2 separate regions of the Homo sapiens genome follow, and region 2 is linked to region 1. A link is an interaction called in ENCODE POLR2A ChIA-PET data of the cell type or tissue named here. Cell type or tissue: GM12878. All regions are shown on one strand. Links, peaks and the distances in the headings refer to the core of each region. The heading gives the core; the rest is flanking DNA.

Region 1 (5,367 bases), core at 238-5,237:
CCCTGGGTGCCTTCAAAAGTCAGTGAATGTGCACAAGAGGGAGTGGTTCATCAGCATGGGGGGGGTTCATTCAGCAAACATTTGTTGATGCCAGGCTCCATGGCAGACACTATAGATTCTCAAGTGATTCAGACACCTCTGAGGGTGAGATAGATACATCTGCAGAAATGTGTAGGGAGAGACAGAATGTGGCAAAAGGTTGGGTTTGAGGCAGTTCAGAGGGAGAAGAGGTGACACCTCCTAGCTGATGCGTAAGGTTTCTGCCCACAGAGGTAGAGGGAGCAGGCGTGAAGTGGGGAGGGTGGGAGGGATGCAAGGGCAGTCTAGATTTCTGGGAAAACGTGACTCGGGTTCCTCTAGAGAAGCAGTGGCAGATGAGAGTACAAAGGCAATGGGGAGCTGGAGGAAGGCCTTAAGCAGGGGCGGCGGCATGGTAAGGTTTGTAGGAGGACTGGCTGCAGCAGAGGCAGGGAGACCAGTGTGGAGTCTGCTCAGCAGCCCACTGGGAAGGTGGTGATCGCCGTGGTGATGAGCAGTTCTTGGTAGCTGCATGTGAGGAGGGTGACAGGTCAGGAACTCTAGCTCAGGAAACCCTGTGGATGGTGGAGGGGAAGATCAGTCTGGTTTTGGTCCGGGTACTTTTGAGCAGCCTGTGAGACCTCCAGGACAGTCCCAATCCTGGAGTGTCTGAACTAAGCCAGAGTGCTTAGAGCTTGGGTTCTTCCTCAGACCGTCTTGGGTACAAATCCTGACTCTACCACTTCCTGGGCCTCCCTGGGCTTTAGTTGCCTTATCTGGAAAATGGGGCCATTTTTATACAGCCAGTCCGTTGAATGGAATGAACTAATGGATGCAAGGAACTTGATGAGCACCAGCTGCTACCATGCGTATAGATTAGTCAAAAACCAGAGAGAAGGTGATTTAGCCAAGGGACCTATGTAATCAGTGGCTTAGCTGGGCATGGTGGCTGACTAGTCCCAGCACGACTACAGTGAAGGCTGAGATGGGAGAATTGCTTGAGCCTAGGAGTTTGAGACCAGTCTGGGCAACATAGGGAGACCCCATCTCTACGAGAAATAGAAAAGTTAGCTGGTCTTGGAGGGATGCGCCTGTGGTCCCAGCTGTTTGGAAGGCTGAGGTGGGAGGATTGCTTGAGCCCAGGAAGTCTAGGCTGCAGAGAGTTGTGATCATACCACTGCACTCCAGCATAGTCAACAGAGCGATACCCTGTCTAAAAAAGAAAAAAAAATAGTGCCTTAAAACAACAAACATTTATTATATAGTTTTTGTGGGTCAGGAATTCAGGGAAGACTTATCCAGCTCTGGCTTGGGGTCTCTGGAGATTCAGCCAGTGTTTGGGTTCTGGCTGCTAACAGAAGTTGTGACTAAGTGTTGCTGTTGGGAGGAGGCCATGGTTTCTTGCCCATCATTAGGGCTACTTGAGTGCCCATATGATATGGCAGAGTAAGTGACCCAATACAGAGCAAGGAGGAAGCTCCAGCGCCTCTGACCCAGTCTCAAAAGTGACAGGCCATCCCTTCCACCACATTCCATTCATTCATCCCCAGAAGCAAGTTACCAGGTCTGGCTCATAAGGGGAGAATTAGGCTATATCTTTTGAAGGAGAAGGATCAGAAAGTTTGCGGATGTGTTTTAAATCCACCGCTAGACCCCAGAGAAGTGGTGAAAATGGAATGTCCTGTGTGGTAGGACTGTGACTCTCAGGCTATGTCCCCTCTGATCTCCCTCAGTCACACACTCAGGCATCCTGCTAGAGAAACTGAGGCGAGGGTAGCCCAGAGGCACCCAGCCTTAAGCCAGGTCTCTTCTGGCCTCACTCCTGGTTACTGGGCATCCTCCCGTTTTCGCCACAGGTGAAGCGGAGGCTGGACCTGGAAACTGACCATCAGTACCTGGCCGAGAGCAGTGGGCCAGCTCGGGGCAGAGGCCGCCATCCAGGAAAAGGTACCTATGGAGCTTGGGCTGGGCAGACCCCCTGTGACCAGGCCCAGGTTAGGGATGTGAACAGACAAACATGCTTGCAAGCTAACGTCTGGCTTGTCGGGCTTGAGCCAGGCCTCTGAGGACCCTGATGGGCAGTTGGAGTGGCCACCTGGCTTGGTTTCTCCAGGCCCTGAGGGGTGAGGAGTTCCCCAGCCAGAAGAAGAATGCTGTGGTTGGCCTCGCCAAGGGGAAGGAGCTGGCTGTCCCCCAGCCCCCATCATCCTGCTGCCCTGCACTGCCAGAGTGGCAGGCCTGGCTGGAGGTGGGGGTGGATGCTGAAGGGCCCTGTCTTGCCTGACCACACCCCCACAGGTGTGAAATCCCCGGGGGAGAAGTCACGCTATGAGACCTCACTGAATCTGACCACCAAGCGCTTCCTGGAGCTGCTGAGCCACTCGGCTGACGGTGTCGTCGACCTGAACTGGGCTGCCGAGGTGCTGAAGGTGCAGAAGCGGCGCATCTATGACATCACCAACGTCCTTGAGGGCATCCAGCTCATTGCCAAGAAGTCCAAGAACCACATCCAGTGGCTGTAGGTACCGGCCACACAGGAGGGCAGGCACACCTGCCCATGCCAGCCTGGAGGAGCTGGTAGTAATACCCACTGTGGCTGCCTGCATCCCCATCTTATAGCTGGGGAAACGGGCTCAGAGAGGAGAGGTAGCTTCCCTGAGATGATAGATGGTAAAAAGCACACAAATCTTACATATCCACCTCAGTTGCAGCTTTACTTTTTTCTTTTTTAGATGGAGTTTCACTCTGTCACCCAGGCTGGAGTGCAGTGGTGTAATCTCAGCTCACTGTAACCTCTACCTCCCAGGTTCAGGTGCTTCTCCTGCCTCAGCCTCCTGAATAGCTGGGGATACAGGCGCCTGCCACCATGCCCAGCTACTTTTTGTATTTGTAGTAGAAATGGGGTTTCACCATGTTGGCCAGTCTGGTCTCGAACTCCTGATCTCAGGTGATCTGCCTGCCTCAGCCTCCCAAAGTGCTGGGATTACAGGCATGAGCCACTGCGCCCCGCGCAGCTTTATATATTTATTCATCTGGGTTGCCACCATTCAGATCAAGATAAGAGCATTTTCAACACCCTAGAAGGTTCTCTTGTGCCCCTTTCCAGTCATTGCCAACCCCTCACACCGCCAGGTCACCACTATCCTGGCTTCTCATGCCCTCGGTGAGATCTGTCTGGCATAGATATTTTATTCTTGTTTTATTTTCCCCCTCTCGCCTTCGCGCCAGTCATCATGCTACTACCCTTTCTTTGATACACCTGCCGTTTCATTTTTTGGTAGATCGTTCCATTCTGCATCTTTTGTGGTTTTTTGGGTGGAGGGGGGTGGTTTGAGACAGGGTGTTGCTCTGTCGCCCAGGCTGGAGTATGGAGGCACAAATACAGCTCACTGCAGCCTCAACCTCCTGGGCTCAAGCTCCGTACCTGTAGCTAGGACTACAAGTACATGCCACCATGTCTGGCTAATGTCTTTGATTTTGTGTAGAGGCAGAGTCTCACTGTGTTGCCCAGGCTGGTCTCAAACTCCTGAGGCTCAAGCAATCCTCTGGCCTCAGCCCCCCAAAGTGCTGGGATTATAGGTATAAGCCACCAAGCCCAGCCTTTTTTTTTTTTTCATTTGACAGCATGTCTTGGAAATGCATGTGTGTGTGCATGTGTAATATTTCGTGGCATGTCAGTCCCATCATTTGTTTATCCCGCCCTGGTTGAGGGACATGTAGGTGTTTATATTCGGGCCAGACTTCAAGCCCATGACACTCTGATTTGGAGCCCAGCTGAGGAGCCAGACCCAGACAGAAGCAAGGGCTTGCCTAGGCCTCACAGAACAGAGGCAACAGCAGACTCTGTCCTGAGGCCCAGGGCTCCTGGCCAGAGGGGCCAATCGCTGTTAACCCTACCCTCCCTGGTGCCTCCCCACAGGGGCAGCCACACCACAGTGGGCGTCGGCGGACGGCTTGAGGGGTTGACCCAGGACCTCCGACAGCTGCAGGAGAGCGAGCAGCAGCTGGACCACCTGATGAATATCTGTACTACGCAGCTGCGCCTGCTCTCCGAGGACACTGACAGCCAGCGATATCCTTGGATTGGCCGTAGGGTGTGGAAGGCAGGCTTAGCAGGCAGGGGCTCCACCCAAGTGGGACTAGAGAGGCTTGGATTTAAGAGAGAGCTCTGATTTTGGTTGCAAGTCCTGGCTCAGCATTTTCTCACTGTTGTGACACTGGATAAATTGCTTAACCTCTTGGCCTCAGTTTTATCTATAAAAGGGGAATAATAATATCCAATTCTGAAATTGTACAGATTAAAAAAGAAAAGTGGCTAGGTGCGGTGGTTCATGCCTGTAATCCTAGTGCTTCAAGAGGCTGAGGTGGGAGGATCACTTGAGCCCAGGAGTTTGAGGCTGCAGTGAGCTCTGGTTGAGCCACATCACTCCAGCCTGGGTGACATAGCGAGACCCTGCCTCTAAAAAATAAATTCCCAGCACCAGGCCTGGAGTTGTGTTGAACATTTTACATGGAATCGTTCCCGGTAGCCATTATTACCTTGGGATTCAATGGGTAGAGTGATTTCATTATACAGATGTGGAACTTGAAACTCAGGCGTGAGGTAGGTTTTGAGTGGGTAGGAGGTTGGGAGGACAGGAGTGACTAGGCAGGTGTGAGCCCTGCCTTGTGAGCTGTTGGAGTGAGTGACCCCCTAGAAGTCAAAGGTCATGTGGTCCTTGACTCTGCCAACCCTGGCCTACGTGACGTGTCAGGACCTTCGTAGCATTGCAGACCCTGCAGAGCAGATGGTTATGGTGATCAAAGCCCCTCCTGAGACCCAGCTCCAAGCCGTGGACTCTTCGGAGGTGAGATCTGGGAACTCCGGGCCCAACTGGGCTGGGCTGGGCTGGGCTGGTGGTCACCTGGGCCTCAGTTTACCCTGCCTGCTGCTTCCACCCAGAACTTTCAGATCTCCCTTAAGAGCAAACAAGGCCCGATCGATGTTTTCCTGTGCCCTGAGGAGACCGTAGGTGGGATCAGCCCTGGGAAGACCCCATCCCAGGAGGTCACTTCTGAGGAGGAGAACAGGGCCACTGACTCTGCCACCATAGTGTCACCACCACCATCATCTCCCCCCTCATCCCTCACCACAGATCCCAGCCAGTCTCTACTCAGCCTGGAGCAAGGTGGGTGATGGGTAGGTGGGTGGGGTGGGGCAGGGCCCCTCTTCTGGGGGGTGGGCAGGCACGACAGCCCCTGCCTTCCTCCCTGCTGGGGCATCCCCGGCCTGTGATGCTCCCCGTCTCCCCAGAACCGCTGTTGTCCCGGATGGGCAGCCTGCGGGCTCCCGTGGACGAGGACCGCCTG
Region 2 (5,367 bases), core at 310-5,309, 210 kb after region 1:
GTGTGACTTTCAGCAAATCTCTTGACCCATTTGAGACTCTATTTCCACATCAGAGAGCCGAATGATGTGGGCTCAGGCCAGGCTCAGTGCCTCATGCCTGTAATGTCAGCACTTTGGGAGGCCGAGGCAGGTGGATTGCTTGAGCCCAGAAGTTCGAGACCAGCCTGGGCAACATGGTGAAACCCCATCTGTACCAAAAATACAAAAATTAGCTGGGTGTGGTGGTGCACAACTGTAGTCCCAGCTACCTGGGAGGCTGAGGTAGGATGAGGAGCTGTGACTGTGCCACTGCACCCCAGCCTCGATGACAGCAAGACTGTCTCAAAAAAAACAAAAACAAAAACCTGCTCACTAGGGTTGTGAGGATTCAGAGCTTAGCAAGGGGCCTGGTGCTTGGCAAGTGCTCATTAAATATAAGTTATTACTATCACTGAGTTACTTAAACTTCCTGATGTGTAGGACCCTCTACTGAACTCTTGGGATCAGGATAAGGTTCCGTGGAAGGCACCAAATTATAGAGGGTAAGAATTTCAGTGCTAAGGTCAGATCCTACTTCTGCCATATGTGGCTGTGGGTGGCTCCCTGGACCCTCTGAGCCTCCTCCTCTTCCTCTTCTGCACAATGGGGATATATACATATATATATATATACACATATATATATATTTTTTTTTATTTGACACGGAGTTTCGCTCTTGTTGCCGAGGCTGAAGTGCAATGGCACTGTGTCAGCTCACTGCAGCCTCCGCCTCCCAGGTTCAAGCGATTCTCCTGCCTCAGCCTCCCGAGTAGCTGGGATTACAGGTGCGCACCACCATGCCCAGCTACTTTTTTGTATTTTTATTGGAGACGAGGTTTCACCATGGCCAGGCTGGTCTTGATCTCGTGACCTCAGGTGTTCCCCCTGCCTCAGCCTCCCAGAGTGCTGGGATTACAGGCGTGAGCCACTGCGCCCGGCCTTTTTTTTTTTTTTTTTTTTTTTTTTGAGACAGAGTCTCACTCTGTTGCCCAGGTTGAAGTGCAATGGTGTGATCTTGGCTCATTGCAACCTCTGCCTCCCAGGTTCAAGTGATTCTCCTGCCTCAGCTTTCCAAGTAGTGGGGATTACAGGAGCCTGCCACCACGCCCGGCTGTTTTATATTTTTAGTAGAGACAGGGTTTCCCCATGTTGGCCAGGTTGGTCTTGAACTCCTGGCCTCAAGTGATCCGCCCGCCTCGGTCTCCCAAAGTGCTGGAATTATAGGGTTGAGCCACCGCATCCATCCCTATATACATATGTAGGGATGCACCATCTCAGTTCACTGCAACCTCCGCCTCCGGGGTTCAACAATTCTACTGTCTCAGCCCTCTGAGTAGCTGGGATTATAGGCATGCGCCACTAGGCCAGGCTACTTTTTTGTCTTTTTAGTAGAGACGGGGTTTCACCATGTTGCCCAGGCTGGTCTCAAATTCCTGATCTCAGGTCATCTGCCTGCTTCGGACTCCTAAAGTGTTGGGATTATAGGTGTAAGTCGTGGTCCATCTGTATTTTTTTATTTTTTGAGACATGGTCTTGCTCTGTCACCCAGACTGGAGTGCAATGGTGTGATCTAGGCTCACTCCAACCTGTGCCTCCCAAGTTCAAGCGATTCTCCTACCTCAACCTCCCAAGTAGCTGAGATTACAGGTGCACGCTACCATGCCCAGCTAATTTTGTATTTTTAGTAGAGACGGGGTTTCACCATGTTGGCCAGGCTGGTCTCAAACTCCTAACCTCAAGTGATCTGCTCACCTCAGCCTCCCAAAGTGTTGGGATTACAGGCGTGAGCCACTGCACTGGCCCATCCCATCTGTATTTTTTTTTTTTTTGAGAGGAAGTCTTGGCTCACTGCAACCTCTGCCTCCCAGGTTCAAGGGATTCTCTTGCCTCAGCCTCTCCAGTAGCAGGGATTACAGGCACCTGCCCCACGCCTGGCTAATTTTTGTGTTTTTAGTAGAGATGGGGTTTCGCCATGTTGGCCAGGCTGGTCTCGAACTCCTGAGCTCAAGTAATCCATCTGCCTCAGCCTCCTCAAGTGCTGGGATTAAAGGTGTGAGCCACATCTGGCCCGTATTTTTTTTAAATCCCACTTTAAACACCCATCGGATGGCTATTATAAAAACAGCCCATGGCCGGGCGCGGTGCCTCACACCTGTAATTCCAGCACTTTGGGAGGCCAAGATGGGTGGATTATCTGAGGTCAGGAGTTCGAGACCAGCCTGGCCAACACGGTGAAACCCCCTCTCTACTAAAAATACAAAAATTAGCCAGGTGTGGTGGCACATGCCTGTAATCCCAGCTCCTCGGGGGGTGGCTGAGGCAAGAGAATAGCTTGAACCCAGGAGGCTGAGGTTGCAGTGAGCCGAGATCGCAGCACTGCACTCCAGCCTGGGCAAAAAAGCGAAACTCCGTGTCAAAAAATAAAAAGAAAAAAAAAGAAATTATGCCATTTGTTTGTGGCTGGGACCAGTGGCTCATATCTGGATTCCCAGCACTTTGGGGGGCTGAGGTGAGCGGATCACCTGAGGCCGGGAGTTCAAGACCAGCCTGACCAACATGGAGAAACCCTGCCTCTACTAAAAAATTTGCTGGGGGTGGTGGCGCATGCCTGTAACCTCAGCTACTCTGGAGGCTGTGGCAGGAGAATCGCTTGAACCCAGGAGGTGGAGTTTACAGTGAACCGAGATGGTTCCATTGCACTCCCGCCTGGGCAACAAGAGTAAAACAAAAACAAAAACAAAAACATCCCATGAGCCTGGTCAACATAGTGAGACCCCATCTCTACAAAAAGTTTAAACATTAGCCAGGTGTGGTGGCACACACCTGTAAGTCCCAGCTACTTGAGAGGCTGAGGTGGGAGGAATGCTTGAGACCAAGAGTTCAAGGCTGCAGGGAGCTATGACCATGCCACTGCACTCCAGCCTGGGCATCAAAGGAAGATGCTGTCCCTTAAAAAAAAAAAGTGGCCGGGTGTGGTGGCTCACACCTATAATCCCAGCACTTTGGGAGGCCGAGGTGGGTGGATCACCTGGGGCCAGGAGTTTGAGGCCAGCCTGACCAACATGGGGAAACCCCATCTCTACTAAAAATACAAAAATTAGCCAGGCGTGGTGGTGGGCGCCTGTAATCCCAGCTACTTGGGAGGCTGAGACGGGAGAATGGCTTGAACCCAGGAGGCGGAGGTTGCAGTGAGCTGAGATTGCACCACTGCACTTCAGCCTGGGTGACAGTGAGACTGTCTGAAAAAAAAAAAAAAAAAAGAGCTTAGGAGTGCTCACCATTTGAGAAGAAGCTCTTGATACATTGAAGAGTAAAGTGTTGTCTGAAAAAGGGAAGTATTTGCCAAGGTGAACCAACTTCTTGCAAAAAAAAAAAAAAAAATTGGTTTGCAAGAGTTTCCTGAGGCAAACGGTGAGGCTATTTATTGGTTTACAGTCTTATCTTTCCAGGTAAGAATTTCTTGAAACAGTCAAATCTTGTTGACATAGAGGACCTCAGTTCTCAGCCTTAATCATTGAATATGATTGTCTCAGTTTTTATATTTATCCTGTTCCCTATTGATGGGCGCTTACTTTTCTTCTGGTATTTCACTATCACATGCTATGCTTCAATGACACCTTGTGCACAGGGGTGAGTTTCACTGGGGCCCCACCTAGAAGTGGAATTGCTGGGTAGTGAGACGTGAGTATCTTCAATTTTCCTAGGGTCCTAGATTCTTTCTAATCCATCTCCCTGCCTCCCAGAAGAGGAAAGCCTCTCTCCACAGCCACCACAGCAGACGGCAGGAACTGCCAGGGCTTTGCCCACACCGGCTGCTTGCCCACCCGCCTGCCCTCCCTTGTTCTGGCAGATTAATGGTGACCTGTGACCCTGACAGGCTGGCCACACTCCCGGCCAATTTCAGTCTGTCAAAAGGAGTCCCAGGGGTGGTCAGGGCCTAGGGATGTGTTAGCCAGATGGGCCTGGGAGGTCTCGGGTTGGCTTATCCCAGGAGGCAGAGCAGGTGGGCAGCCCTCAGCAACACCCCCCCAACATTCTCCTCATCATGCATCACTGGGCTGGAGCTGGAGCCAGATGGTGGGGATGGGGAGGCTTGCAGCTTCTGCCCTGACAAAGGATCCTCTATACTGCACCCCCACCCTGACCCTGACCAGCTTGGCTAGTCTAGTCTGTGGCTGCCCAATCACTCTCAGCCCTGGCCTGTCCCACCCCGGGGTGCCTTTCTGCTGAGATCTTCTCTTCCTGATCCTGTTTGTAGAGGAAGTCTGCAACGTTCCTGGAGACTCTTGGACTTGGAAACTCACTTATCATCAACTTGAGAGTGAGCAGGTAAAACCAAGGCAGCATGGCCCCGTGGTTATAACATGTCATAGATTCAAATGCAGTAATAGGATTAAGTGCAATGGGCCAGGTGGCAAACTGGTGTCTGGCTCTCAGTGAGCCCTCATCAACAGAGTCTCTGACTGCTATGAATGGGGAAACTGAGGCCTAGAGTGGAGGATGCTTGCAGAAGAGCCTCATGGTTAGGAGGTTAGGCTTGGGAGTCAGGCCTACCTGCGTTAATCCAGATCTGCTACTGAGAGTGAGTCCTTGGGCAGATCACCTAAGCTCTCAATTTCCCCAGCTGAAATGCAGCCCCCTGAGGCCTCATCATAGAGAACAGTCCTGAGGATGAGGAAAGATAATGCAAGGAAGGCATCTGGCAGATAGTAAGGACTCAGTACGTGCGTCCTAAACCTCATCATCCTTGATTTTCTCCTTCCTTCTTTCCTTCCTTCCTTCCTTCCTTCCTTCCTTCCTTCCTTCCTTCCTCTCTCTCTCTCTCTCTCTCTCTCTCCCCCTCTCTCTCTCTCGCTTTCTTTCCTTCCTTTCTTTCTCTCTGTTTCTCTCTCTCTCTCTCTCTGTCGCCGAGGCTGGAGTGCAGTGGCACGATCTCAGGTCACTGTAACCTCCGCCTCCCGGGTTCAAGTGATTCTCCTACCTCAGCCTCCCATGTAGCTGGGACTACAGGTACTTGCCACCACACCTGGCTAATTTTTTGTATTTTTAGTAGAAACAGGTTTCACCGTGTTAGCCGGGATGGTCTCGATCTCCTGACCTCGTGATCTGCCTGCTTCGGCCTCCCAAAGTGCTGGGATTACAGGCATGAGCCATAGTGCCCAGCTTTCCTTCCTTCTTCCTTTCAAGATGAAGTCTCTGTGTTGCCCAGGCTGGAGTGCAGTGGCACGATCTTGGCTCACTGCAACCTCCGCCTCCTGGGTTCAAGTGATTCTCCTGCCTCAGCCTCTCATGTACTGGGATTACAGACGCCTGCCACCATGCCCAGATAACTTTTGTATTTTTGGTAGA

The links. ChIA-PET counts read pairs that join two places held together with the same protein. Peaks named below come from ENCODE experiments on the same cell type or tissue, not always from the same donor. Only the 100,000 strongest peaks of a DNase experiment are listed, where the experiment ranks them.
Region 2: POLR2A ChIA-PET joins it to region 1 with 5 read pairs; 2 of 35 experiments call an interaction of 5 or more read pairs at or near these places.

What each region holds. Positions count from the first base shown.
Region 1 is chr20:33,676,924-33,682,290 of GRCh38, reverse strand. E2F1 (E2F transcription factor 1) reads left to right here. Exons shown (of 7, transcript NM_005225.3): 2 at 1,875-1,965; 3 at 2,317-2,536; 4 at 3,938-4,090; 5 at 4,751-4,865; 6 at 4,961-5,186; 7 at 5,312-5,367. Among named protein-coding and RNA genes, the nearest start is that of NECAB3, 5.2 kb to the right of the region's middle. RefSeq lists enhancers at 1,538-2,156, 2,088-2,467, 2,157-2,776. In GM12878, for the core only: no CTCF peak of the experiment used is centred there; a DNase peak (open chromatin) is centred at 2,350; H3K27ac peaks cover 1,278 bases.
Region 2 is chr20:33,464,427-33,469,793 of GRCh38, reverse strand. No RefSeq gene overlaps it. Among named protein-coding and RNA genes, the nearest start is that of CBFA2T2, 23 kb to the left of the region's middle. In GM12878, for the core only: no CTCF peak of the experiment used is centred there; no DNase peak of the experiment used is centred there.